2 separate regions of the Homo sapiens genome follow, and region 2 is linked to region 1. A link is an interaction called in ENCODE POLR2A ChIA-PET data of the cell type or tissue named here. Cell type or tissue: Caco-2. All regions are shown on one strand. Each heading gives the region's core, and the rest is flanking DNA. Links, peaks and the distances in the headings are about the cores only. Region 1 overlaps SMC3 (structural maintenance of chromosomes 3). Region 2 has its middle 24 kb from the start of SMNDC1.

Evidence for each region. Peaks named below come from ENCODE experiments on the same cell type or tissue, not always from the same donor. Only the 100,000 strongest peaks of a DNase experiment are listed, where the experiment ranks them.
Region 2: POLR2A ChIA-PET joins it to region 1 with 6 read pairs; 5 of 35 experiments call an interaction of 5 or more read pairs at or near these places.

The regions. Positions count from the first base shown.
Region 1 is chr10:110,591,175-110,598,010 of GRCh38, forward strand. SMC3 (structural maintenance of chromosomes 3) reads left to right here. Exons shown (of 29, transcript NM_005445.4): 18 at 1,899-2,049; 19 at 5,224-5,376. Among named protein-coding and RNA genes, the nearest start is that of SMC3, 27 kb to the left of the region's middle. In Caco-2, for the core only: no CTCF peak of the experiment used is centred there; no DNase peak of the experiment used is centred there.
Region 2 is chr10:110,320,101-110,336,965 of GRCh38, forward strand. No RefSeq gene overlaps it. Among named protein-coding and RNA genes, the nearest start is that of SMNDC1, 24 kb to the left of the region's middle. RefSeq lists an enhancer at 5,109-5,268. In Caco-2, for the core only: no CTCF peak of the experiment used is centred there; a DNase peak (open chromatin) is centred at 7,481.

The sequences.
Region 1 (6,836 bases), core at 2,348-4,847:
TATTTTTTATCACATAATCTAACACATGCTAGTGCCCAGGCACTATACACTGGGATTCAGTGGTGTATGAGATAAAAATATCTGTCTTCCCATGGACCTTAGTGCTGAGTGGGTTTTGGGGAGGGAGACAGAAGTCACAGCTATGATTGGTGTGGTGATGCACGCCTGTAATCCCAGCTACTTGGGAGGCTGAAGTGGGAGGATCATTTAAAAAGAAGAGAAAAAAGCTAAGATATGAAACAAATCATTGCAAATGTGCAGTGTTAAAAGCGTAAGTACAGGATACTTTGAGAGCATATCTGGGAGTGACATAATTAAGGTTAGGGAGTTGGAGAAAGATTCCCAAGGAACTGTCATGTATAGTTTAAAAGTGTCTTGACGTACTTAGGATTAAATGAAAAAAATGGCTAGTAAGGTGATAGACTTCGGAAGCATAACATTGCTTTTGTTGGTAACAAAAGTGCACTTTAGGTGGATTAAAAATATTCTTCAGACACCATTCTTAGAACAGTGTAATTGCTTTGAGGTACTTGACTTCAGAATGTTGATGGTAGCATCAACTGTTTTACCATCCTCTGAAGTTAAAGCTGAAACCCCATGAGAATGATCAATAATTTAAGTGGAACATTAAGAATCTTGTAAGCTATCAAAGGGTCTGACTTTTTCTGCTATCACATCTACAAATTGTCTTTGAAGTTTGGGTAAGAAAAATTGAGTCTCAAAAACATGATGTATGAATGGAACGAGACACAAAGGAGTACATGGAGCGTGGTTCCATTTACGCTGAGTAAACAAAACCAAACTTAGGGCCAGGCTCGGTGGCTCACACCTGTAATCCCCTCACTTTGGGAGGGGGAGGTGGGCGGATCACCTGAGGTTAGGAGTTCAAGACCAGCCTGGCCAACAAGGCAAAACCCTGTCTCTACTAAAAATACAAAAAATTAGCTGGACATGGTAGTAGGCACCTGTAATCCCAGGTACTTGGGAGGCTGAAGCGGGAAAATCGCTTGAACTGGGGAGGCAGAGGTTGCAGTGAGCCAAGATCATGCCACTGTACTTCATCCTGGCAACAGAGCAAGACTCCATCTCAAAAAAAAAAAAAAATTTTATAGAACTGGGAAGTGCAAGGAAGTGATTAGCACAGTCATGGCAGTGGTCGTTTCTCGCAGGTAACCACTGTAGGTAACTGCTTTGTGATTAGGAAAGGAGCACACCCATGACTTCTGGGGTGTCAGCAGTGCTCTGTTTCTTGTGGTTATGTTGGTGTTCTATTAATTTACACTGAATACTTAACTACATTTTTCTATATATGGGATATATTTTCATAATTTTAAAAACCCTGTTCTAACAGTTTAGGAGAGAGGAAATGAAATTTTATCTGACAAAATATTTTCCTATCTAATTTAGATATATAAAATATGTAAAATTAAAACATTTTGAGGAAGTACTATTTATATTTAGCCCTTTTATGTGAGAGATACTATCGTAAGTTTTGCATATATTAACTCATTTAGTCTTCACAACTTTATAAGGAAGGTATGTATTGTCTACGATTTTGTAGATAAAGTAACTATTATCTGAGGAAGTTAAGCAACTTGTCCACAGTACACATCTGATAAATGGTGAAACGAGTGTTTGAATTTGGGCAGTCTAGCTTCAGAACCACTAAACTCTTTAGCACTATTAGGCTCTACTATTGAAAACCTTGATTACAAGAGCAAAATTACCAGGATATTCTAGTGGAATGAGTCTTCTAACTACTTCAGGGAAAACGCCAATCGTTTTGAAATATAATGGTGTTTATGGTTTATTTGTATTTCATAAAGATGTAATTTCATAATTCTAAGTTCTTAGTTAACTGTGTTGTGATCTCTCTGTTGACAAAATTTCATTTTTAGGATGCTATTCCTATGATCAGCAAACTGAGGTACAATCCCAGATTTGACAAAGCTTTCAAACATGTGTTTGGAAAGACTCTTATTTGTCGTAGCATGGAAGTTTCAACCCAGCTGGCCCGTGCTTTCACTATGGACTGTATTACTTTGGAAGGTTTGTAATACTAATTCTTAGCTTTAAACAGATAAATTCTAACAAATCATTTAAAACATATAATCTGGCTGGGCGCAGTGGCTCATGCCTGTAATCCCAGCACTTTGGGAGGCTGAGGCGGGTGGATCACCTGAAGTCAGGAGTTCAAGACCAGCCTGGCTAACGAGGCGAAACCCTGTCTCCATTAAAAATACAAAGATTAGCTGGGTGTGGTGGTGTGCACCTGTAGTCCCAGCTACTCAGGAGGCTGGGGCAGGAGAATTGCTTGAACCTGGGAGGCAGTGGTTGCAGTGAGCCGAGATCACGCCACTGCACTCCAGCTTGGGTGACAGAGCGAGACTCTGTCTCAAAAAACAAAGAGACATATAATCTGTATAATATGTCAGTTGAGCTGTATGCATGTCTGATTAATATATCTTACAGTATTTTGGAGACATTCTGGTTTTGAGAGTATTCGAAAAATTCATCCTTTGCCTTTGGCCGGGCATGGTGGCTCACATCTATATATAACCCCAGCACTTTGGGAGGCTGAGGCAGGTGGATAACTTGAGGAGGGAATTCAAGACTAGCCTAGCCAACATGGTGAAACCCCATCTCTACTAAAAATACAAAAAATTAGCTGGGTGTGGTGGCGCACACCTGTAATCCCAACAACTCAGAAGGCTGAGGCATGAGAATGGCTTAAACCTGGGAGGCAGAGGGTGCAGTGAGCCAAGATCACACCCCTGCACTCCAGCCTGGGTGATAGAGCAAGATCCTGTCTCAAAAAAAAAGAAAAATTTATTTTCAATTATTTTATAGTTTTTTAAATAGTTGGTTTGTTCAATTAAGAGTCCAGACAGGGTTCGTACTTGATATTTAGTTGATGTCTCTGAAATGTGATCATATAGCAGGGGTTCTTAACCTTTTTTGCAGTGTGGACTGCTTTGGCTGTTTGAAGCATATGGATCCTTCACAATTTTTTTTTTAATTTTTAAATTTATTTTTTTTTTACTTTTTTCCACAACAAAAGCCACATTCAACACAATTTTTAATGCATAAATTAAAATACTTTGGATCACAAAGGAGATGAATTGTATTCGCATGGTTATTATTTTAAAAAATATTATATAATTATTTAATGTATTCAAAAAACAAGATAGTAGTGGGTCTAATAGCTACCATAAGTTTGAAGTACTGATACATGTAAACAATATTTTGACATCTGACAAGTGTTACCTAATATGAAAATAGCTCTTCTTTTGGTAGTCACAGATACTAATACTACTACTGTGGTTCTTGTCGTGTTCGTTATAGAAGGGAAATGCTAAATCTCATTTTGAGGTTAATAAAAATAAAGATGTAAATTTTTTTCCTACTCAGATCACAGATCTTCTGAATTTTATCTTTGAAATCCAGGTTAAGAACCTCCAGTATATAGGTTTAGTTTACCTGCCCTCAATTTTTTTTTTCCTCTTTATTTGTTGAAGAAAGCAGGTAAACCCATCTCCCCCCAAGCTTTGTTTCTGTATATGTACGTTTTGTTGTGGTTGTTTTTGAACCATCCAAGAATAAGTAAAACATCATGTCATGTCATCTCTAAAATTTAAGCATGCATCTCCTAACAATAAGAACATTCTTTTGTATAGCCACAGTATCATTGTTACACCTAAGAAATTTAACATTAACCTAATATCCTCTAAAAAGTATCCATATTCAAGTTTTCTCAATTATCCTAAAATATTTTTCTATTTAGGATTAAATCAAGTATGCATATAGTGTCTTCTCTTTATTTTTTTTTTTTGAGATGGAGTTTCGAGCCCAGGCTGGAGTGCAGTGGCATGATCTCAGCTCACTACAACCTCCGCCTCGCAGGTTCAAGCGATTCTCCTGCCTCAGCCTCCCAAGTAGCTGGGATTACAGACATGCGCCACTATGCCCGGCTAATTTTGTATTTAGTAGAGACGGGGTTTCTCTATGTTGGTCAGGCTGGTCTCGAACTCCTGACCTCAGGTGATCTGCCTGCCTCAACCTCCCAAAGTGCTGGGATTACAGGCATGACCACCATGCCCGGTCTAGATTCTTTAAATATAAGACAGTTCCTCCTGCTCCCTTCTCCCCACCCAGAGAAATCCAGAAAAGTTCCATTTTCTGGATTTGTCTTATTGCTTCCTCATCATTGTTTAAATATTGTTGGCATGAATGCTACATGAATGATATGTACTTATGGTGTCATATAATGTGTCCCATTGTTAGTGATACTAGGTTTGATCACCTGCAGATCTCTCCGTTGTAAAGGTATCCCTTTGCCCCTTTGTAATTTAATAATATGTGAGATTATTCTTCAAGTCAGGTTCTCCCAACAACTTCAGTTGCTTTAGCACTTTGTTGACTCTTGCCTGAATCAGTTGTTACACTGGGGGGTTTCAAAATGGTGATTCATAAATTCTGTTATTGCTGCTGCATTTATTAGCTGTCACTCTTCTGTAGAAAAGAGTCTCCAATTTTCATTTTTTAAAAAAGTATCACTGTGATTCATGAATTTTTTTTTTTTAATTCAATATGTTATTACATTGGTATTGTTATTTTGATGCTCAAATTTTCCCAAATATGGCCAGTGGAAATTTCAAGCTAGGTCCTGTGTCCTACTAATATTTCCTCTTTAGTCTTCACTTCCTTCCCCTCTGGTAGATGTTCAGGTTCAACTGGAGGTTCTTTTTTTTTTTTTTTTTTTTTTAAAGACTGCAAATTTTGGCTGGGCACAGTGGCTTGACTCTGTAATCCTAGATACTTAAGAGGCTAAAGCATGAGGATCACTTGAGGGCAGGAGTTCGAGAACCGCCTGGGCACATAGCAAGACCTGGTCTCTACAAAAAAGGTGTGGTGGTGCACACCTGTAGTCCTAGCCACTCAGGAGGCTGAAGCAGGAGGATCACTTGAATCCAGGAGTTTGAGGTTGCAGTGAGCTATGACCGCACCACTGCACTCCAGCCTGAGCAACAAGAGCAAGACCCTGTCTCAAAAAAAAAAAAAAAAAAAATCTAGCATTGAAAAGCAAAATTTTTTCAGGGTGGTTTAAATTACTTTCAATTCTCATTATCTACTTAAAGCCTGTAGGTTAGTTTTTTTGTTATAAGTCAATTTATCATTGAATAAAAAAGTTGTACAGACCTATTACATATGTTTTGTTTATAGGTGACCAAGTCAGCCATCGGGGTGCTCTAACTGGGGGTTATTATGACACAAGGAAGTCTCGACTTGAATTGCAAAAAGATGTTAGAAAAGCAGAAGAAGAACTAGGTGAACTTGAAGCAAAGCTCAATGAAAACCTGCGCAGAAATATTGAAAATATCTTTTTGTTTTGTGCATAGTGATAGATATTGTGGGGGAAGAACTGTGTTTTGGTTGCCATATATAATCTTTTGTTTTTTCACATATTAAAAATTTCTTGTGTTTTAAGTTCAAGAGCTTATGTTTGTTTAGCTTTTGAAGACTAAAAGCTATTTTAATGATTCTTTGCTTAAGTGTTAAGTAGCTAATACCATGAAGTCACTTGGAAGAAAAGAACCCATAGAACACAAAAATAAAGGTTGTATCAGGCAAAGAAAGAGGAAACTGAGAAGGATCAGTTTGTGAATTGTACAAGTAAAACCTTGGTAGTTTTTTTTTTTTTCCCTTCTTCCCTGTTGAATTTATGTAAGCAAGAGATACTGTTTTAAGGAAGAGAGTGGGGGCGGCATCAGTAATGTTACATATTGCTTAGAAGTCAAATATATAAGGACTGGCATTTTATTGTACTTGTACAGTGGCACAGGCCTGTAGTCCCAGCTACTTGGGAGGCTGAGGCAGGAGGATCACTTGAGCCTGGGAGGTGGAGGTTGCGGTGAGCTGAGATCACACCACTGCACTCCAGCCTGGGTGACAAAGTGGGACCCTGTCTCAAAAAAAAAAAAAAAGGTGACAGGGGAGGGTGAAAAATGTTAGATTTTACTGTCTTGAAGTTATTTGGTGCAGATTTAATGTTAGTGGAGGAAATGGCTGTCAGATAACCAAGTCGGAGTAGCCATAGTTTTTTTTTTTACATAAAAATGGTGCTGCATGAGGAGTGGTTAGTTCAGTTCACAAATGAAACAATTGTATATGTGGATTTTCTTAAAACCACCATGGTGCTTTGGTATAAGAAGTACTTTATGTGTGCTTTCCATTTTGCCACACAAGTTGAAAAATATAGGTACTTGAGCATCAAGAATAGATATAAAGTTAATGATTTTTAACTGCTTCAGGTGAAACTGGAATTTTTTTAAAACTGCAGATTTATAACTTCTGTGCCATCAGTGCAAGCACAGAAAAAGAAAAATAAGCACCTGAGCTTTGACCTTGCAGGGGTCTGCATATCGCACTTTAAAGAACTGCCTGAATTTGGCAAGATGTTAACACAAAGAGCGTATGGGGAAATACTGAGGAAAAGGAGGATGTTGACAGTGTATACCAGCTGTCTTCCTGTGTTTGATAATCCAGCTAGATTGAATTATTCCACACATGGCAAGAACTCTTCATACATAAACCCTTAACATAGTGCCTTAAGCATAGTAACAGTAAACATTTGTTGAATGAAAAGATATTTAAAAGTATGTAATATTGTTAGATTTCACCTAACCTCCTTTATGGTTTTCCAAGAATTTGTTTTGTATAACTTTTAGTAAAACAGTATACATGTTATTCTGAGAGTGAAATGGGGTGAAATGTTTCAAGCTTCTTTATGATTGAATGCATTTTGGGTAATATAGTTCAGCATTGTTTTGGTCCAT
Region 2 (16,865 bases), core at 5,940-8,439, 270 kb before region 1:
ATATTCAGACTTGGGGAGGAGCAGGTTGGCGGGAGGTAGGAATGAGAGAGAGAACCAGGAGTTTAGTTAATTTGTGCTAGATGAAGCATATGTTGTCTATCAGTGATCAACACATAGCTATAAAGTGGGTACTTGAATCTATTCAATAAGTATTTATTAAACCCCTGGAATTCCATCTCTGTTAATAGCAGGTAGTTCATATTGGATCAGCCCTTCTGCAAATAACAATTATAAACTCTGGAGGAAAAAAATTGACCTAAAGGCATTACAGAGTGACCAAACTAGAAACCAGAGGATAATTTACAATTGGAAGAAGGAAATGGTGCTGGATGAGTTTGCTTTTTTTTTTTTTTTCCCTAATGAATTTTTGCCTGAGGAAAGGCCTCAGTCAGCTCTGTGATGGGATAGTTAGAATTTGGATAGAAATATACAATTTTGAGGAATTGGAAGTCAGACCTTGAGGTTATCACAGCTATTGCAACAACTGGGAAATTGTTGTGGTGGTGGGTATCCTAAAAAGGAGAGAGCCACAGAAGAGAAGCCAAAAATTCTGTGTATAAACTTTCCCCAAATCTCTGACTGTCCTCCAGATTATACACATAAAGGGCAGACCTCAAATAGCCTAGCTAATGACAAAAGAACTGAACGGACATTTTAACTCTTGCACATTATACGAGAGAAAGAGTTTGAAGTTTTAGTGTAGCCAAGTTAACTGTTTTGTAAAACAAAAAATTAAAAGCTTTCCAGAGGAACATAACAGAAACCATGGTCTCTATAATGTATAATTTACCATGTGCAGGTCACAATCCAAAATTACTGGACAATCGAAGAAAACAGAAAAACGTGGCCTATATTCAAAAGAAAAGGCAATCAATAGAGATTGAATCTAAGATGATGTAAAAGTTTGAATGAGGATACAATTATTTTAACTATTGTAAACTATTTTAACTCTGCTCAAGGACATAAACAAATATATGCTCATAATGAATGAACAGAGAGGAAACCTCAGCAGAGGGACAGAAACTACAAAAATGAACTAATAGAAGATTCTAGAAGTAAAAAATAACATCTAAAATTAAAAATTCACTCAATGCACTTGACAGAAGATTAGAAATGGCCGATCAAAATCAGTGAGCTTGAAGATAGACCAACAGACATTATCAGAACAGAAGATAAAAGAGAAAAAAAAGATTGAAGAAAAATTAAGAGCTTCAGTGACCTCTGGGTCAACACAGAAAATTCTAACATAAGCACACTTGTAATCCCTAATGAAGAGAAAATAATACAGAAAATGTATTAGAAAATAGTGGCTGAGATTGGGTGCAGTGGCTCATGCCTGTAATCCCAACACTTTGGGAGGCTAAGGCAGGAGGATTGCTTGAACCCAGGAGTTCAAGACCAGCCTGGTAAACATAGAGAGACCCCATCTCTATTAAATACAAATTTAAAAATTAGCCAAGTGTGGTGGTGCACGCCCGTAGTCTAAGCTACTCAGGAGGCTGAGACAAGAGGATCGCTTGAGCAGGAGGTTGAGGCTACAGTGAGTTATGATCACACCACTGCACTCCAGCCTGGGCAACAGAGTAAGACCCTTTCTCAAAAAACAAACAAACAAGCAAAAAAAGAAATTAGGCCAGGCACAGTGGCTAATGCCTGTAATCCCAGCACTTTGGAAGGCTGAGATGTGTGGATCACTTGGGGCCAGGAGTTTGGGACCAGTCTGGCCAACATGGTGAAACTCCATCTCTATTAAAAACTCAACATTTAGCTGGGTGTGATGGCATGCACCGGTAGTCCCAGCTATTTAGGAGGCTGAGGCAAGAAAGTTGCTTGACCCTGGGAGGCAGAAGTTGCAGTGAGCTGAGATTGCACCATCGCACTCCAGCCTGAATGACAGAGCAAGACTCTGTATCAAAAAAGAAAAAATAAGAAAATAGTGGCTGAAGTTTTTCCAAATTTGGTGAAAGACATAAAGTTACATATCCAAGAATCTTGGTAAACCCCAAGCAGGATAAATACAAAGAAAAGCATACTTTGGAACACTTTACTCAAACTGCTAAAAGTGAAAGAAGCCACAGACATTTTGCACACATGTCCAAAATGGAATTTATCCTCTTCCCTCCGAATTTGCTCCTCTTCTTATATTTACTTTTTCAGGAAATGATGCTACCTGCTGCCTTCTACAAGAGAGAACCCTGGAGTCCCTCTGAACTCATTCTTCTCCTTTCTTTTCTACTTCAGTGGGACACCAACTCCATCTACTATGTCATTACATAGCTCAAGCCTCTTTCCTTTCTCACAGCTGCTGTCTTAGTACAATTCCATATTTATAGCCTGGGAGTCTCCTAAATTGTCATCCTGATCTCTTCTCTTTCTGCTGCCGGAATGGTTATTTTAAGCCCGAATTCTGACCTTGTCACTTTCCAGTTTAAAATCTTCCAGTGATTTTCCATCCCTTTGGAAACAGAATTTCTATACCGTAGCATATTGCTTCAAGATCTGGGTCCTGATGTCATCTCTAGCCTTAGTTATGCCACTTGGAGGTCTCCAAATGAGCCACAGTGTCACACCTCTGTGGTTTGCCAATGTTGATCTTTTTTAGTGGAAGTTTATTCTCTTGTTTCTCAGGCTAATCTGTACTCATCCTTCAATCACCAACTCAAGGGTCATCTTCTCTTGGAAAACGTCCCTGACCCCTTTCCCTAGGTGGAACTGGATGCCCCCTGCTCATCCTGCGTAGTGCTGTGGTATCTGTGCTCCTTTACCTCTATTATATCTGGTGTTCCATTGTACTCTTGCCATTGATTTTCCTTTAGCATCAGGTCTTATTCATCTGTAGATCTCCAGAACATGGCAAATAGCTGGGGCTGAGTGTTTGTTGAATGAGCAAATGGCTGAGTGAAACAAGAGTTTGAATTGATTCCCTATATGGAGCCTATCTGTTTCTCAGGCAGTAAGTTCTTCTTTTGCCATGATAAACCTCCCCAAATAAGATTATCCAGGTGAGAAAACCAGCAAAGAACCTGAGGCAAAGGCCCAAGGAGGGGAACTTTGTACACGTGCTTACATAATGGACAGTGAGGCAACTGAGCTTATTTTTCCACCAAGGAGATGCGTTGGGCTAAGCAATTCATGTGTAACTTTGGTCACTAGCACATGAGTAGACCAACAATAAGCTTAAACTAGGAGAGTGATCTTTTTCAATGAAACCGTTTTGGACTCTTTTCTGCTGTAGGTGAGAGACTACCCTTCTTTGCTTTTTATACCACTTTTTGTGGACTAGTACTCATGTCCATCACTCATATCCCTAGGATTCTTCCTTCTAACTCTTAAGCCACTCATTTGCCAAAACAAAGCCCAAATTTCTCCAAAATATTGTCTTTTGTTTGCAGTCATTTTCAGCTCATCAGCATTATTGATTTTATGTCCACTCTGAAGGGAAGGCCACAGAGTTGACACCCAGGAAAATGATTCTCACTCAACTTACAGACCAGCTTAAACCAGGAAAAATGGGACCTGCAGAAAGATCTGGCTGTCCCAGACAAATGGGCATGAGTCAGGTTTAGCTCTGTCAGGAGGCCTCTCTGCTGCTGCATCACTGCCACATCAGCTGCCCTCCCGCACATTCCTGCTCTTGCTCCTTGTCTTCTGGAGCTGGTTGAGCATAGGCCCAGGGACCTAGTGAGTCAGCTCACTATGCCAGTTCCCTCCTCTGTGACCTGGTGCTTTTCTTTCCATCCTTTCTTTCCTTTCTATCGTCCTCCCAGATGATAACATTTCTCTTATAAAGATTATATTATGACCATACTTGAAAGATTTGTACATGTTTTGTTTATTTTCATTGCCGGAGCTAATTACCACACTAGTGCTTTCTGTAGATATCTCTTGTCTATCCCAGAATTCTTATCCTGAGTCCACTTAATAGATAACATAGGTGGGAGTCCTGAGACCTGGGAGAGGCAATATTCCTCCAATGTCCAGCCCAAGCCATATACTGAACATCTGTTGCCAACTCTCTTTGTACCCCCAAGAAACTCCTTTCATATGAGGGAGACCCCTTCATGGTTTACTAAAAAGCAATTTAGAAGTAGCAGAAGTAGCATCAACAAAGGTAAGTCAAAGAAGGAAAATAAGTTGTCAAGAACAGTGAGCAGTGATAGAGCTCAAAAAAATCAGACCACATATTTCTTTTTTTTTTTTGAGATGGAGTTTCACTCTGGTTGCCCAGGCTGGAGTGCAATGGCGTGATCTTGGCTCACTGCAACTTTCGCCTCCTGGGTTAAGGTGATTCTCCTGCCTCAAACTTCTGGTAGCTGGGATTACAGGCATGTGCCACCATGCCCAGCTAATTTTGTATTTTTAGTAGAGACAGGGTTTCTCCATGTTGGTCAGGCTGGTCTTGAACTCCCATTGACCACATATTTCTATGCTTGGGGTGTATCCATCAAAGTGAGTGGGTGACACTTGTCCCAGCCCAACACTGAATGACTCACTTTCTGTGCTATCAGCAAACAACCAAGGCTCTGCCCGGTAGTTAACAAACTCACCGAAGGAAACGCTATTCTGAATCTGTCACTAATTGAATTTTTAAATGTAATCCAATTGCCAGCCAATTTACAAACTTCCTCTGTATTCTCCAGGTTGTTTCTAGCCTTCCTCCTAATCACTTTTGCAGCCTGGCTGGATTTGATCAGGTTTATCTTTGTTTGGTTTGAGAAGGAATTGAAATGCCTCCTTCTCTTAAGAAGATGATTGTATATCCCTTGCAGTTTGCTTAGGGCACAGAGGTGATCTCATAGGGTTTTTCCACTCGGTGTATTTGATTTTAAAAACATAAATATGTGAAAGCCCCAATGTTGCCTCTTAAAATCCCCTTTGTGCTCAAAGAGGAAGTTTGGTGAACAGTTTCAGCAAAGTATCAGGAATATCAGATAGCATTGATTCACCGAGTTCTGGAAACAAACCTCAGCTTCTCCAGTCATTGGCTCATGATAAGAAAACTTCCCTTCCCACAAACTAATATGACAAAAAAGAGAGATCAGATAAAGATGACACATGAATTTGACGAGTGTTCCATCTTTTTTTACCCCAGCTCATGCTGTGCCCTTCTGGCTACATCATTGCCCTTGCTTCTCTACACAAAAGTCTTCTTCATTCTCACTCTTGCCCAGTAACCTTCACCAACATTCTGTCCTGTGGGGAGCTCTTCCTCCCCTGAACAACTCTGGCTTGCATGTAAAAATCTCCTAACATACACACACAGTATAGACTTTCCAAGGCAGGGACTCTGCTGAATTCTTATTTGCACACCTGTGGGATAAGCTGCTTAGCTCACAGCCCTGGTGTGCAATGCAGGCTGGGCATCAGAACTACCCATATAGCTTTTAAGAACTACAAATGTCTAGGTTGGGTGCAGTGGCTCACTCTGTAATCCCAGTGGAGGCCAAGGTGGGAGGATTGCTTGAGCCCAGGAATTCAAAACCAGCCTAGACAACATAGTGAGACCCCATCTCTACAAAATAAAAAATTTAAAAATTAGCCAGGCATGGTGGCATGCACCTGTGGTCCCAGCTACTCGGGAGGCTGAGGTGGGAGGATTGCTTGAGCCCAGGAGTTTGAGGCTACAGTGAGCCATGTTCACATCACTGCACTCCAGCCTGGGTGACACAGTAAGACCCCAACTCAAACAGCAACAACAACAAATAAACTACAAATGTCCAGACCCCACTCCGGGCCTTCTGAATCAAGATCACTCCATAGGTGACTCTGACTTGCGGCTGAAATGAGAACCACTAGCTTACCATCATTGGAAGGATTAAACGAGTTAACATACAGACGGATATTTTTTAAACTATAGACTTTCATGACAAATGCTAGGTATGATTCGTAGTGAATGCTACAGTTGCCCTCCACCCCATCCAACCCTTCTAACTCCTCCTCCCTTTCTCAAAGTTTCTGTTCAGAGGGTCACTCCTCCTCCACGCAGCCCCGTGGCTTCAGGGAAGCTGACCCCGCCTTCAGTGTCAGGTGAGGGGCTGATTTGTCTGAGCCTAAATCCATGATTCAGGAGTGGGGATGTGACTGGCCATTGAGACCCAGAAGGACTGCTGGAGGCTTCTGGGAAGAGTTTCCCTCACTTTGGGAAGCTTTGCTCTCCTGTCATGATTCTAGTTGTTACTGACAGCCATTCTGGGACCTTTCTCTCTCTCTTTCCTCTCTCCTTTCCCCAGAGGTAACAGGGCTTAGGATAATGCTATGAAAACACCTTGGTCTTTGACGGTGGATGGAGCTACCCTGAGCTGATCTCAATTTGGATTTCCATTTCTGTGCACCAGGAAATGCCTCATGGTTTAAGGCAGCTCTGTTACTTGTGGCTGAAATATCCTCCTGGCTACATTTGCTTTTAATTCCTTCTCAAGTATCATCTGACACAATGCCCTCTTTAGTAAATGCTTCAATAAGTATTTGTTGAATGTATGAATGACTTCATCGTCATTGAGTGCCTAGACTTGCTGGGTACTGGAGATACAGTAGCAACTAAAAGAAGTCCCTTTCCTTATGGATTTTATATTCTGGTGGGAATAAAACTGCACTTGTGGGTCAGGTTAGCAGCTTCTCTAGAGAAATAAACTTTATGTTTCTAGTTGTACAAACAGATGGTTCAACCCACATTAGGGGTTAGAATGGTAACATTTGTGCTAAAGAATCACTGCTTAGGAATTCACCTGACCACCAGAGTGACTTTCTGCAGCTAAAGAAAAAGGAAATGACAAGAAGAATCATGAAGAATACTTTGTCCCTAAGTTTATGACTCAGAGGAAAAACTACAGGGCTCTTGTTCCCAGATCTCAACACCAGAGCATGAGACAGGTCCTCGATTGCAGAAGACAAAGTGAGGAGTAACAATCTGAAAGATTCAGGATAACTCGATTTTAACAAATGAATGAAACTGGAAGAAGGGGAAACTGACGACCTGCTGAATGTTAATATTTGAGTCAGTGCAAGGTATCACGAGAGGTAGGGATCAGCTCATCTCTAGGTCTTCTGTCTGCAAGAAAGCAGGCAAAGGGAGGATGCTTCCAACTTACAGATTGTCTAGTGCAGCTTAAACTGAGGGACAGCCTTTCTTCTTTATTTTTGTATAGGATAGCCTCTTTTTCAAGATTGCCTTAGATGTATTCTTTGCACAAATGTTGGGATGATCCCATAACTTCTCCGGGGAAGTCAATGCTAGCTAGGGTGGCTACATTCACCACTCAGATTAAGGAAAGAGTCACCTGGCAAGTAAAATGACCGAAATGAAGAAATGTTTGGGGCAGCAACAGGCCTGGTGATTCAGCTGGGCTGGCCAGAGAGCAAATTCCAAGGGGTAGGATAGGAGGGGAAGCAGTCCAGCAACCTGAGGTAAGGGCCAAATTCAGGAAGATTAGTGATAACGCAAGGCAAAGGTAAACACGCTAGACCTGGAAGATGAGGGCTTCATAGAGCAGGGCTCAGGAACTTTAAGCCTGGACACTTGGGGAGCAAGAGGTAAGGACTTTGACCCTAAGATCCTGAGGTTAGGTCCCAGTAATAAAACTCAGCACCAGCTGACAGAAAGGACAATGACAAAGGGTGTACCCTTCAAGGGTAGGAGGAGTCCTACAGGCTTTGTGAGATATGGCACACAGTCAGTGCTGTGTAAATGTTAAAAGGGTGAATGAAGTCACTAGGCTGGGCTGTACGATGGCAGCAATCAGACTGTTTTTCATCCTTAAGCTCTAAAACTACTGGTTCTTCTGGAACTGGCAAAATTTTCAGTAAGATGCTTTAGTTCCCCAAAACAGATAATTGAGATAGTTTTTGTTTTGTTTTTGCCCAACCTGCTTCTATTCCCCTGGAGATAGCATTGCAGTTTTCTTTGGGGGACTGCGCCTCCTCTGCCTTCAAACCATGCAGCTCAGGTAATGCCCTGTTTACTAAATGCTTCAGTAAGCATTTATTGAATGAATGAAAAAATTCGGCCAGGCATGGTGGCTCACGCCTGTAATCCCAGCACTTTGGGAGGCCGAGGTGGGCAGATCACGAGGTCAGGAGATGGAGACCATCCTGGCTAACACGGTGAAATCCCGTCTCTACTAAAAATACAAAAAATTAGTCGGGCATGGTGGCGGGCGCCTGTAGTTCCAGCTACTCGGGAGGCTGAGGCAGAATGGCATGAACCCGGGAGGTGGAGCTTGCAGTGAGCCGAGATCACGCCACTGCACTCCAGCCTGGGCTACAGAGCGAGACTCCATCCCCCCTCCAAAAAAAAAAATTCATTGTCATTGAATGCCTAGACTTACCGAGTACTGGAGATAAAGTAGTAACTAAACCAAGTCCTTGTCCTTATGGATTTTATATTCTGGTGGGAATAAAACTGCACTTGTGGGTCAGGTTAGCAGCTTCTCTAGAGAAATAAGCTTTATGTTTCTAGTTGTACAAATAGATCGGTTCAACCAACAAAAGTGGTTCAAATGGGAACCCTTGTGCCAAAGGATCACTGCCAACCATGCTCTCCTATCTAGGAGTGGGCAAGTGGCTTGGCTAATTAGCATATTCCATTCCTCTATACACTGTGATTAGTTCGGGGATGGGCACATGATCTACGTTGTTCCAATGGAAGTTAATTCTGAGACTTTTGCTAGAACTACTGAGAAGGGGCCAGTTTTTCTCTGCTGAGGTTGCCGAGCTATACAATGTAGAATGTAAACCCAGGGTTGGCAGGAGTCACTGCATGGAGCTGGCCTGGCAGCAGATGGAACCAACTCAGAAAAAAGCATAGCTCGGGAAGTAGGGGATAGATTGAAAGACAATAATTCTGGTGACATAATTTGAGTTTCTGGTACCAGCTGTGCCTGAAGAGAGGCCTACCACTGGTCTTCTCTATGACTATTGCTTAAGCCAGCCTGAATTGGGTTTCCATTACTAACAACTTGGTGTCCTGAAATGATAAACAATGGAGACTGTATGATAAGTAACTGCTTTCCCATCTTGTCAGAGCTGATGAACTCCAGGCCAGGCGCAGTGGCTCACACCTGTAATCCCAGCACTTTGGGAGGCCAAGGTGGGTAGATTACTTGAGACCAGGAGGAGTTTGAGACCAGCCTGGCCAACATGGTGAAACCCCGTCTCTACTAGAAATACAAAAATTAGCCAGGTGTGGTGGTGCATGCCTGTAATCCCAGCTACTTGGGAGGCTGAGGCACGAAAATTGCTTGAACCCAGGAGGCGGAGCTTGCAGTGAGCTGAGATTGCGCCACTGCACTCCAGCCTGGGTGACAGAGAGAGACTCCATCTTAAAAAAAAAAAAAAAAAAGAGTTGAGGAAATCCAGCCAATCAACTAATACTTATGTAGTGATTTCTGTTGCCAGATATTGTTCTAAGTACTGGGGATACAGCTATAAACAGAAGTCCTTGCCCTCAAAGAGCTTACATTCCAGCAGGAGGAGACAATTGTTAAAGTAGTCAACAATAAATACATACGAAAAGTTTAGGTATAAATAAGAGCTATTAAGAAGATTAAATAGGAGCGAGCCACCTGCTCTCAGACAGGGCCCATCTCTCAGAGGGGGCAACATTTGAATTGCGGTCATAATGACAAGATACAAAGAAGCGGCCATTCAAAGACTGGGGCAAGAATGCCCTGAGGAGAATGAATAGCCGGTGCCAAGGCTCTAAGACAGGAACAAGACTGGCCTGTTCAAGAGACTAAAAAAAGGCACATGTGGCTGGAATGTCTCGAGTAAGGAGACCAGTAGAGAGAGGAAGATGGGGCAGAGAGGTAAGCTGAGGCAGTCCCCTCAATTTTGTGAGAATTTGAATTTTATTCTGAATGCAACAGACCTTCACTGGAGTTACTGAGACCTGATTTACCTTTTAAAAACATTATTCTAGGCCGGGCGTGGTGGCTCATGCCTGTAATCCCAGCACTTTGGGAGGCCAAGGTGGGCGGATCACTTGAGGTCAGGAGTTCAAGACCAGCCTGCCCAATATGGTGAAACCCTCTCTCTACTAAAAATACAAAAAAAGTAGCCAGGCATGGTGGCAGGCGTCTGTAATCCCAGCTACTCGGGAGGCTGAGGCAGGAGAATTGCTTGAACCTGGGAGGCAGAGGTTGCAGTGAGCCGAGATTGCGCCATTGCACTCCAGCCTGGGTGACAAGAGTGAAATTCCGTCTCAAAAAAAAAAAATTATTCTAGATGTGGGTTGAAGGTTGGACTTAAGGAAGGCAAGAGGGACATAAGGAGGACCTATTAGGAGATAATGCAGTAGTCCAGGCAAGAGATGATGGAGGGGCCCCAGGCCAGGGTTGGAGCAGTGGAGATGGAAATAGAGAAAGGGGGTTGCATTCAGGATACATTTTGGAGGCTTAGTCAATAGAATGTACTGTGGGTTAAAGGGAGGTGTGAGGAAAAGATGATTTAAGCCTGATGACTAAGTTTTAGCCTGAGCAGCCAGGTGAATGATGGCGCCATTTACAAAAATGAGAAAGTCAAGGCGGGGTGTGATGGAATCCATATTGTTGGGAGAAAAGCTGAGTCGTTGGGAGAGAAGCTGAGGTGGAGCTTACATGTCTGCTAGACTTGCTGGCTCCTTGCTTCTAGCACTCCCATTGTCTCAAGTAGCCATATGTTTCTCATTCACTTGATACACCATTTCGTTTCAACCCCCACATCCTCACCACCTGTTTCTTTGATCACCAACAAATAGCGAGGGCTCCCAAAGCTCAGGGCCTTCCCAGCCTCCACACTCGCGATGGCCCCCTGGTCCCACTTTCTCTCTCAAACTGTCTTTTTCTCATTCTTTTGACTCTGCTGGATTTCGTCGCCCCCATGACCTGGTGTTGAGTCTGATCACCCCAACACATATTGCTGCCTCAGCTATGCAAGACATCCAAGTGTAGATGTCAAATGGGCAAAGGGATAGAACATTCCTGGAGTTCCTTTTTTCTTTTTCTTGCTTAAACAACAAATTTATTTTCTCACAGTTCTGGAGACTAGAAACCTAAGTCCGAGATCACAGTGTCAGCAGGGCTGCTTTCTTCTGAGGGCTCTCTCCTGGGCTTAGAGATGCCCATCTTCTCTCTGTGTATTTGCATGGTCTTCTGTCTGTTTGTGTCTGCATCCTAATCTCTTCTTTGTATAAGCAAGAGGTGACAGCGTGCTGGCAGCCCTTGCAGCCCTCGCTCGCTCTTGGCACCTCCTCGGCCTCGGCGCCCACTCTGTCCACACTTGAGGAGTCCTTCAGCCCTCTGCTGCACTGTGGGAGCCCCTTTCTGGGCTGGCCGAGGCCGGAGCTGGCTCCCTCAGCTTGCGGGGAGGTGTGGAGGGAGAGGCGTGGGCGGAACCGTGGAACCGGGGCTGCTCATGGCGCTTGTGGGCCAGCACGAGTTCCGGGTGGGCGTGGGCTCGGCGGCCCCGCACCCGGAGTGGCCAGCTGGCCCCACCGGCCCCAGGCAGTGAGGGGCTTAGCACCCGGATGAGCAGCTGTGGAGGGTGTGCCGGGTCCCCCAGCAGTGCCAGCCCAGCAGCGCTACACTGGCTTTCTCGCTGGGCCTTAGCTGCCTCCCCACAGGGCAGGGCTCAGGACCTGCAGCCCGCCATGCCTGAGCCTCCCCTGCCCTGCCCCCTGCTGTGGGTTCCTGTGCCGCCTGAGCCTCCCCGACGAGCGCCGCCCCCTGCTCCACGGTGCCCAGTCCCATCGACTGCCCAAGGGCTGAGGAGTGCGGACGCAAGGCGTGGGACTGGCAGGCAGCTCCACCTGCGGCCCCAGTGCGGGATCCACTGGGTGAAGCCAGCTGGGCTCCTGAGTCTTGTGGGGACTTGGAGAACTTTTAAGTCTAGCTGGGGGATTGTATATGCACCAATCAGCACCCTGTGTCTAGTCAGGGTTTGTAAATGCACCAATCAGCACTCTGTGTCTAGCTCAAGGTTTGTAAACACACCAATCAGCACCCTGTGTCTAGCTCAAGGTTTGTAAATGCACCAATCAGTGCTTTGTGTCTAGCTGATCTGGTGGGGACTTGGAGAACCTTTATGTCTAGCTAATGGATTGTGAATGCACCAATCAGCACTCTGTGTCTAGCTCAGGGTTTGTAAATGCACCAATCAGCACCCTGTGTCTAGCTCAGGGTTTGTGAATGCACCAATCAGTGCTCTGTGTCTAGCTAATCTAGTGGGGACTTGGAGAACTTTTGTGTCTAGTTCAGGGACTGTAAATGCACCAATCAGTTCCCTGTCAAAACGGACCAATCAGCTCTCTGTAAAACAGACCAATCAGCTCTCTGTAAAATGGACCAATCAGCGGAATGTGGGTGGGGCCAGATAAGGGAATAAAAGCAGGCTGCCGGAGCCGGCAGTGGCAACCCGTTCAGATCTGTTTTCATGCTGTGGAAGCTTTGTTCTTTTGCTCTTTGCAATAAATCTTTCTGTTGCTCACTCTTTGGATTCACACTGCCTTTATGAGCTGTAACACTCACGATGAAGGTCTGAAGCTTCACTCCTGAAGCCAGCAAGACCACGAACCCACCGGGAGGAATGAACAACTCCAGATGTGCCGCCTTAAGAGCTGTAACACTCACCGTGAAGGTCTGCAGCTTCACTCCTGAAGCGAGCGAGACCACGAACCCACCAGAAGGGAAAAACTCCGAACACATCCGAACATCAGAAGGAACAAACTCCGGACATGCCACCTTTAAGAACCGTAACACTCACCGCGAGGGTCCACGGCTTCATTCTTGAAGTCAGTGAGACCAAGAACCCGCCAATTCTGGACACATAAGGAAGCCAATCCTATTTGATTAGGGCCCCCCCATATGATTTCATTTAACCCTAATTACTTGTTTCTAAGAAATCATCAATTTATTTATTTTTTTTGAGACAGGATCTCACTCTATCATTCATGCTGGAGTGCAGTGGTGCGATCAGAGCTCACTGTAACTTTGACCTCCTGCGTTCACTCAGTCCTCCCACCCCAGCCTCCCAAGTAGCTAGGGTTAAAGGCAAGTGCCCTACCACACTCACCTGTTTTTAAAATATTTTGTAGAGATAGGGTTGCACTATGTTGCCCAGGCTAGTCTGGAACTCCCGGCCTCAAGCAATCCTCCTGCCTCAGCCTCCCAAAGTGCTGGGATTACAGGCATGAGCCACTGTACCAGGCCTAATTTACCTTTTTTTTTTTGAGATGGAGTCTCACTCTGTCTCCCAGGCTGGAGTGCAGTGCAACCTCTGCCTCCTGGGTTCCAGCAATTCTCCTGCCTCAGCCTCCCAAGTAGCTGGGATTACAGGTGTGTGCCACCACACCTGGCTAATTTTTTGTATTTTTAGTAGAGACGGAGTTTCACCATGTTAGCCAGGCTGGTCTCAAACTCCTGACCTCAAGTGATCTGCCTGCCTTGCCCTCCCAAAGTGCTGGGATTACAGGCGTGAGCCACCGAGCCAGGCCCAAATTTACTTTTTAAATTAACATGTAATTATACATATTTATGGAGTACATAGTGATGTTTTGATACATATGATGTATAGTGCTCAGCTCAGGATGATTAGCATATTCATCATGTCAAACATGTATCATTTCTCCATGTTAGGAACATTCAATATCCTCCTAGCTATTTGAAACTATGTATTATTAACTTTAGTCATACTCCAGTAGTATGGACCACTAGAACTAATTCCTCTTGTTTAGCTGTAATTTTGTATCCCTTAACAAATGGGACATGTTTTCTTAATATACCATTTAACACACTCTATGAAAGAACAAGTTTCATTTTTCAGCTTTAAATACATGAGCTTTACATAAAATAGCTCTTAATTCAAAAAACATTGGCCAAACCAAACTAATCTACTGCGTTAGAAGTCAGGATCAGGAGGAGGAGAGAGTGTGTAGTGATGGGAAGGGAAATATCAGGAGCTTCTGGGGTGCTAGAGATGTTCTGTTCCTTTCACCTGGGTAGTGGTTACATGGCCCACTTAAAGATAATTAAGCTGTACACTCACGATATGTATACTTTTCTGTATGTATTCCTCAATTAAAATTTTTTTTTAAAAAATAACAAAGGAATCAGGAGGCCTGTGCTTCAGTTCCAGTACTAAAGGTAACTAGCTGTGTGATCACAGGCAAGTTACTTAACCTCTCTGGACCTCAAGTTTTCTCACCTGTCAGTGGAGAGGATTGAACCAGATGCTCACCAAGATCCCGTCCACCCAACATGGTTCCACAGGCAGCTTCCTCCATTTGAGATCGGGCACTTGTGCTGCTGGAGTCAGCCTGAAGCCCTCTCTGACCTTCACCAAGGAGGAGCTGGTCCTTTTTCATGTTCTTCCTTTCAGAAACTAACAGTTGTGGCTGATGTCTCTGTGGTACCACTTGTTACTAACAAGGCAGCTGTGAAGTTAATGATAGTGCAAATAAAAAGCTGCTGGTAATTAGGTGGCTGGATGTTCAGGCATTATTGTTATTTTTAAAAAAATCGGCTGGGCACGGTGGCTCACTCCTGTAATCCCAGCACTTTGGGAGGCTGAGGTGGGTGGATCACCTGAGGTCAGGAGTTTGAGACCAGCCTGAACAACATGGTGAAACACCGTCTCTACTAAATATATATTTAAAAAAATTAGCTGGGCATGGTGGCACATGCCTATAATCCCAGCTACTTGGGAGGCTGAGGCAGGAGAATCGCTAGAACCCTGGAGGCGGAGGTTGCAGTGAGCTAAGATTGCACCATTGCACCCCAGCCTGGGCAACAAGAGTGAAACTCCATCTGAAAAAAAAAAAAAAGAAAAAGAAAAAAATCAATTAGCTGAATAAGAAAATGCCATTGAGATGAACATTTATTTTTCTCCTTAGCATGATTCTGGTTGGATAGGAGGTTAATGTGGTCAATTCCAGAAGGGAAAAATATGTTTCTTATATATTAGAACTTAACATATACTTTTAAAACTGCATAGGGGGCCGGGCGTGGTGGCTCATGCCTGTAATTCCAGCATTTTGGAAGGCCGAGGCAGGTGGATCACAAGGTTAGGAGTTCGAGACCAGCCTGACCAACATGGTGAAACCCCTTCTCTACTAAAAATACAAAAATTAGCTGGGCATGGTGGCATGCGCCTGTAATCTTAGCTACTCGGGAGGCTGAGGCAGGAGAATCGCTGGAACCAGGGAGGCAGAAGCTGCAGTGAGCCGAGATCTTGCCATTGCACTCCAGCCTGGGCAGCAGACTGAGACTCCGTCTCAAAAAACAAACGAACAAACAAAAACTTCATAGGGGAAGATGGAGGCTTTTAATTTTTTACAAAAGGTTTCTGTAAGTGAGGGAGAAGCTTCATAATAATGACCTGTGATTTGTACCTACTGCTGACTTACTAACTAACCTCTGACTCTGGCAATGACCACATCCTCATTTCCTCCTTTTAGAAGGTAACCAAAAACACTTCTAGGAAGTCTGGGGTTATTGAGCCATAGTCCTATCTCTAAGACCTAGATAGTCTATAAAGCAAAATAAATGAAGCAACAAAATTTTTTCCTTGTACTTCTGTTGTTCACTGTTCAAATATCTACATTTAACCAAGCAGATATTCTAATATGGCTGTGTTTATTTACGACTGTCTTCTGAAGACTGCCTGGATCTGTTTTAACCCGGTAACCCTGGGCAAGTTACTTACCCTTCCTGAGCCTTATTTCTTCATCTGTAAAAGGAGATAGTGACAGTACCCACCTCAACGTTTGTGTGTGTGCACGCATGTGTGTGTGCACAGACATGCATGTGAATTAGGTGACATAGCCCATAGAAAATGCTTTGCACAATGCCTGGCATGTAACAGGCTCTCAAAAAATATGAACTATTTTTACCCTTGGGTAGAAGTGGTTCTTACACCTGTGGGGAAGGGACTGGGCAACGTTAGGCAGCAGAAAGTAGGTCTGGCTGTTTTCCTTTTGTGTGGCCTTGAGAACTCCTGCATATAAGGGCTCTTGTCCATCCTGGCTCTCACAGGACCCCCAGCAGGGCTTTTAGACTTCTCTGGGTTTATCAGTTTTCAGTCCCTGCTTGTCGCGCTTTTGGAACTACAAATAGCCTCGGAGAGAGGGCGTCAGATGTTTTGAATCTCCCCCTGCTAATGGATGGGACCACACCCCCTGCCGCCACAGCTGGTAACACAGGCCTTTAGGATAATGGAAGGCATTTGGGGATCTATTTTTCTCTTACTGTGCAGAGCATTACTCACCTCACTCCTCTGTGTTACAAGGAAGGCGAAGGAGAAAAGCACAATAAGCTGCCAAGGATGAGTCAAATTTCAATAGAGCGTCTTTGCTCAGAGGCAGCAACTGCCAACTGCCATTTCTTATGCATTCCTGAGATTCACATTGCAAAATAAATCCTGAACTCCTGCCCCTTTCTTCTTTTTTTCCCCAGGGAAGGGCAACAAATGGAGCTGCATTTTGACTGCACTCTTTCTAGGTTGGAGAAGCAGGGAAAGTGATACTCCGGGAGCTGGTGTGTCTAAGGCCTCTGTGAGTCTGCATGGTCAACACAGCTGGCTCTGCCTTTGCGCTCAGCTTCTCCTGAGGCATCAACCTGCATCTAAGCTCTTCTGCCTCCTTTCCGGGAATGGCCACGGTCTATGGTTTCTCAATTGACTCGAGATTCAGGAGAGTATGGAGAACTTCTCTTTCCCTGACCAGTGGTATACTGCTGTGGCCCTTGTAGCAGGGGAACAGCCTAACTGCTACAACATTCATTTCAGCCAAGAGATCAGTCCACTCCCACATGGGAGCAGGTGCCTTCACCCATGACCCTGACCTTCTTATAAAGCTTTCATTCAGGATGGCATGAGGTCTTTCCTCAGAAGGTGTC